2 separate regions of the Mus musculus genome follow, and region 2 is linked to region 1. A link is a loop called in an ENCODE intact Hi-C map of the cell type or tissue named here. Cell type or tissue: left cerebral cortex. All regions are shown on one strand. Each heading gives the region's core, and the rest is flanking DNA. Links, peaks and the distances in the headings are about the cores only.

What was found. A loop is a pair of places that touch in the nucleus more often than their neighbours do. Peaks named below come from ENCODE experiments on the same cell type or tissue, not always from the same donor. Only the 100,000 strongest peaks of a DNase experiment are listed, where the experiment ranks them.
Region 2: it touches region 1 in a loop (4-fold over the local background); 14 of 42 quality-filtered maps call a loop at or near these places.

The regions. Positions count from the first base shown.
Region 1 is chr11:99,309,256-99,312,165 of GRCm38, forward strand. No RefSeq gene overlaps it. Among named protein-coding and RNA genes, the nearest start is that of Gm32502, 12 kb to the right of the region's middle. In left cerebral cortex, for the core only: CTCF peaks have their summits at 340 (motif pointing right), 1,750 (motif pointing right) and 1,957; a DNase peak (open chromatin) is centred at 1,714.
Region 2 is chr11:99,188,153-99,191,062 of GRCm38, forward strand. No RefSeq gene overlaps it. Among named protein-coding and RNA genes, the nearest start is that of Gm32249, 21 kb to the left of the region's middle. In left cerebral cortex, for the core only: a CTCF peak has its summit at 1,324 (motif pointing right); a DNase peak (open chromatin) is centred at 1,314.

The sequences.
Region 1 (2,910 bases), core at 219-2,718:
AAGTTGTTTTTTTAAAATTAAAATTAATTATATAATTGATGCATTGCAATTTCGTGTGTGTGTGTGTGTGTGTGTGTGTGTAAGAGAACAACATGTGGGAGTTATGGGCATGGACTCAGGTTATCAGGCTTGGCCAGGCTTGGTGGCGAGAGCCCTTACCTTCTGAGCATCTCAATGCCCCTTTTGAGTCAAAGTCTCACAGGACAACTCAGTTTCTCCTCACTCACGTAATTTTCATTTTTATTGTTCTTACAGCTGTCTTTTTAAAAGATTTAGTTATTTATTTTATTTACGTGAGTACACTGTAGCTGTCTTCAGACACACCAGAAGAGGGCATCGGATCCCATTTACAGATGGTTGTGAGCCACCAAATGGTTGCTGGGAATTGAACTCAGGACCTCTGAAAGAGCAATCAGTGCTCTTAACCACTGAACCATCTTTCCAACTCTCTTATAGCTATTTTAACCAAATTAATTATTACTTGATTGTTCTTGTATTTTTCTCTGAATAAAAATGTATTTTTCTCTGGTAAATAAGTTTGCTTATTTATCAAGTGTGTGTGTGTGTGTGTGTGTGTGTGTGTGTGTGTGTGTGTGACAGCCAGTTTTCTCTTCCCACCATATGGCTCCTGGGAATCGAACCTAGCTTGTCAAGCTTGCTGGCAGGAGCCTTTGTTTGCTGGCCCATTCTGTTCCTTGTGTTTTCACTCCCTCAAAATGCCCAACACTGGGAAGATGTCAGAGTGTATTGTTTTTGCTTTTTCATGCACATGTGTGTAACATGTATGCAATTGTTTTCTTACAAAGCTGGGTCATACTGGGTGTCTGTTTTTCGTTTTACAGTGAATGACTAATATCGTTTCAGGTCAATGAAGGAACTTCCAGTTAGTTAGTTACTTAGTTTGTTTTCAGACAGGGTTTCTTGTATAACAGCCCTGGCTGTCCTGGAACTCACTCTGTAGACCAGGCTAGCCTTGAATTCAGAGATCCACCTAGCTTTGCCTCCTGAGTTCTGGGATTAAAGGCGTGTGCCACCACTGCCTGGCAAGCTTGGGCATTTTTAATGGCTGTGTTATGTTATGTTATGGTCCCTAATAGTCTGGCTGGTGCCTTCTGACTGCACTTACTTACTCTGGTTGATGGATGTTTTATTGTGTCTGAGGTTTCCCTCTGATAAGCAGCTGGCAAGAATAGACAGGTATTAATAATTGATTATTGTAAAGACAGATTCCTAGAAGGAGACTCTTTGGCTTCATGGAAGCACTACTTGGTGTCTGATGCTGTATTATTTTTCGGATGGTTTTGCCAGCTCACCCTCCATCTGGTAAGGCATTGGTGTCTTTTCTCTACACTCTTGATAAATGAGTATTTACCACTATTAAACAAATAGGGCTTGTCTGATATCGAAAACGTCATTTCTTACTTAAACTTGCTTGCTTTGATAAGACTCATCTGGGTGTGAGGCAGCGGGCAAAGCTGTCTGGTCACTCTCAGTCCATGAATTATTTGTTCCTGTGCAGCCTGGCCTCATCTTTTAGGGATCCTGTTATGGCTTGCGCATAGCTCTGCTGATAGTTCACACACTGAGGAGTTCAGCATGTCCACTGGCCACACAGGACAAGAGTAGTGAAACCCCTTCATGTCTTAGGGCACTGTAGGAATTAGACCCACAGCAACAGTTTCTGGGCTTCCATTCTTCAGGTTCTTCACCTAGCCTTTGAGAGGTGGGTTAATGTAATTATACTTTTTGGACAGCAGGTGGCACCAAACTATAGCTAAGACTTTTTTTTTTTTTTTTTTTTTGATTTATTTATGATGTATACAGCATTTGCCTGCATGTATGCCTGCAGGCCACAAGAAGGCACAAGAGCTCACTTTAGATGGTTGTGAGCCACCAGGTGGTTGCTGGGAATTGAACTCAGGATCTCTGGAAGAGCAGCCAGTGTTCTTAACTCTAGGTCATCTCTCCAGCTGTGACAAAACGATTTTAGTTAGTGTTTATTAATCACTCAAAATAGTGCATTTCAAAATGGCATTTCCATGCCCCCCTTCCTCTCTCATTTATCTCATTTACCTGCATTCTATCTTCTGTCTCAAGTCTCAACTCTTATTCTTTCTCCCTTTCCTTCCCTGCTGGTTTTCTTGTACTTTCATGTCTTGAAGACTTACCTTTGTGAGTATATATGTGTCTCTGTGTGTGTAATTAGTATTGTGCAGTGACATGTGTGAGTTCCAATGCTCACAGTGCATATGGAGATTGGAGGACAACCTGGGGTGTTGGTTTTCACCTTCTGTAGAGAACCAAAGAAGTCCCTGTGCACACAGACAAGCACTGGAGAAGCCAGGAAAAGTTCAGCACCAGGCTTTTCTCTTCAAAGGAAGAATGTGTTTACCTGCTCTCCCAGAACGCTGGGAGAGAATATACTTTACAGCCTGGCGATCCTTTCCTATCTGTTGAGCCTGGATCGATCCGTATCCCTCCAGAATTTACGTTTTCCTTATCCCAGACCCTTTCATCCCAATTCCTGGGCATTGATTCTAGGCCTTAAAACCCATCCATCTGAGAGAGGCCACTTGCCCTCCATGTCATCTTAGGGCCAGGCCAATCCTGACATCCAGAGCCTCTGTGTTTACCTTAGTCATTTTTCCTAGACCCAACATCTTGTTCACTCTCTCTGAGTCAACAGTACCCATCCTTGTGAAAAAAGCCAGATGTACTTTGTCAAGAATTTCAGTGTAAACATGTCTTAAGTCCTGCTGTACTCACAGACGTGAGTTAATTGTTATCAGGAAACCTCCCCCCCCCCCCCAAATTGTGCTGTTTTTAAATGTGGCTGAAATAAATGACCTGGTGTCACACTCTGGAGTTTGAACCATGGACAGCTGACTAAGTTGATCTGAACCAAGTTTT
Region 2 (2,910 bases), core at 245-2,744, 120 kb before region 1:
GGAAAGGGGAAAGCTCTGAGCAGCAGGAGCCTTGGGCCCAGCTCCGAGGAGAATCGTGAAGACCGAAGAAAGAAATGAGAAACCTTGGGTGGCTCTCACCTGTGTGGTCCTGTGAGGCAGAGAAGGCAGGAGGAGGATGACTGTCCCTCGGAGGGATGGCTGGCGGAGAGTTCTTAGAACTGGGCCCTTCTCTCTTAGAAAACAGAGAGAAGGAGATGGGACAGGGCTAAGCTGGAACAAGAGGGGAGAAGTGGAGGGGAGGAGACTGGGAAGAGCTCTGGTTCTCAGCCCAGACTGAATCCCACCCTTGGAGCAGTCATCCTGCCCAGGGGTCCAGGGCTTGTCTTTGAGCGTGAGTGGGAAGGGACCCTGGGCAGTATGCTTTTCTTTAGCCCCGAAAGAATGACAAATGGCCCCTGCACTTGATCTTTGTCCAGCAGAACGTCTGGCACCTCTTCTAACCACTGTGACCTCCTGCTCCTCTTCCAGTCCTGAGACTCCAAACCCTAACCAAGCCCAAGCCCAAGCCCAAAGGAAGTAAGAGAAAGCCACCATGATGTGTCCTTCCCAGCCAGTCTCATCTACAATCCATGTCACATACCCTTATTCTCAATACAACTAGGCCACAGAACAGTCTTTCCCAAACACTGACACTGGAATGTATAAAAACACACTTTTATATGATTTATCCCTACCCCCCACTCCACCCAGGCCTCCGGGCTTTCAAAGTTGTTCTGACTCCGAATCAATCTTTTCCAGTGCAAAGCAGAGGGCACTGGACTGGGAGAGGCTACCCTGGGAGCTGGCCCTGGTGCTCCAGTGTGCAACTCGGAGGTCCTGTAGCCACCTGGGTCCTGTCCTATGCTCAAATTGCTCTTCCACTTGACAAAGCACGGGGACCATATCACACTGGACCTCATCTGAGCCAAGTAAGGCTCTTGGCAGATACTGAATAATGTTGAATGAGTGAAAGACCAATGATTAACGGCCCAAAGGAAACTTAAAGTTACCAGCCTCTCTGCCCAGCCTGGGCTGCCACGGCTGACACAGCGTTCTGTCCCACTGACTGAGTCAGAAAGTTCCCATTTTCATTCTCTGTTCTCATTTCAACCGTAAAGATGAAGGTAGGGTCGCACGGGTCCCTGTCCGATCCCTGTATATAGCTTAGGTTCAGCTTTATTTAGCGAGATGACCAACTTGTTTCAGTTAGCCCAGGGACTTTCCCACAGTTGTGGTAAAATGCCCTTCCTCAATCTCAAACTGAGCGGAGTCAGATTTTGTCCGAGGTCCCTGCGGCCAGTTCTTGCCAAGCTCCTGTAGAGGGCGCTAGAGGCCAAGCAGAAGAGGCGGCTCCTAACCTGCCACTTCAGGTGGTTTGTAACAGCGCATCACAGGCGCTATCAGCCCTGGGATTATTGCTTCTCCCCTTAACCTTCCCATCAGGAAGTGCTGTCAGAGAAAGGATGCTTGGGTGAGATGCAGTCCCTATGCTTGTAAACTTCTCTGGTCCCGCTCCCCCTTGGCTCTTCTCTTCCTTCTTTTTTTGAGACTGGGTCTCACAGTGTGGCCCATGCTGGCCTGAAACTCATGTAGCCCGCCAGACTGGCTTCAAATTCACAGCAATCTTCCAACGTCAACTTCCAAGTGCTGAAGTCGTTCAGTGTGAGCCTCCAGGCCAGGCTTACTCTCCTTTCTTGATCCTAGTGCAGTAAAATGCTTGTAAATAAGTTGGCTTGTTGCAGGCTACCAGACTTCCAAACGGTCCTGTGCTAACTATCCGGCATTTCAGCTGCACTGACCTAGAACAACTCAGACCAGGAGTGGAAAAGTTGATTTTGTAAGCAAGGGACTCTCCCTCACCCAACTTTAACCCTTTTGAGTTCTTGCCTGGATTTCTGTAACAAAAGACAGATTAACAAGAAAAAAAAATCATGCAAAAAATGTAAACGTTTTATGGAACAGTAGAACCTTATAGAGAATGAAGACTGTATGCAAGGGGGGTGCAGTAAAGAAACTGCTCGCGTGGGCCACTCCATTAAATGTTTTGGTTGTGAATAAGGGAGGGAAATTATCCAGAGGCATCTGGAATTGTCCAGAGAAGAGAGAAAGAGAAACGGTTTGGATATGGCCAGGGCTCGAGAGCAGAGGATGAGGAATAGAGAGATGGAGGAGCAGGAGAGGGAGGTTGGGGACAACATTGCCATTATGCCATTACGTGGAGAGTGAGTGGGTATCTGGGAGATAGGAAGCCTGGGGAGGTGAGGAGAGACAGTAAGCCATTAGGAAGGCTTTGAGGTGTCTAACAAGTACTAGTGAGTAGTAGAGACTGAGGGAGCCTGGAGGCAGGATGGGCTTTGATGTGCTGATAAGTGCTATAGGTGTTCTTATCAATGGAGAGTCATTTCCCTTCTGCTGGAGGCAAGGCAATGATTGAGGACTGCTGGCCTCTACCAACCTGCCAGAAATCCTTCTGTTGTCCGGCTTGAGCTTCTTTCTTGACACCCGGGATGAGAGACCTAACAAAGACCCTAGGAAACAGGTGTGCAGGTGTGTGTGTGTGTGTGTGTGTGTGTGTGTGTGATAGGTTAGTGGCAGTGCAAAGTCTTCCACACCCCACAGGACAGGGTGAGGGTGGGTACTGGGGGAAACTGAGGGCAGGAGAAGCAAAGCTGGTATATTGGGGAGGCGGCAGGCTAGTTTAACCCATTCCCCATGTCTCTCTTGGGAACAAGGATGGTCTCTTCCAAAGTCATAGGGAGGACTCCTCTCGGTGCTGTCTTGAGACTTAGTTCAAGAGGAATGCAGAGAGACCATTTTTCAAATTTGATCTACTAAAATATTCAGTATTTGGGGGACATCACGTTTTTAATTTTTTTTTAAAACCTCTTGTGGAGCACCGCCAACTCCACC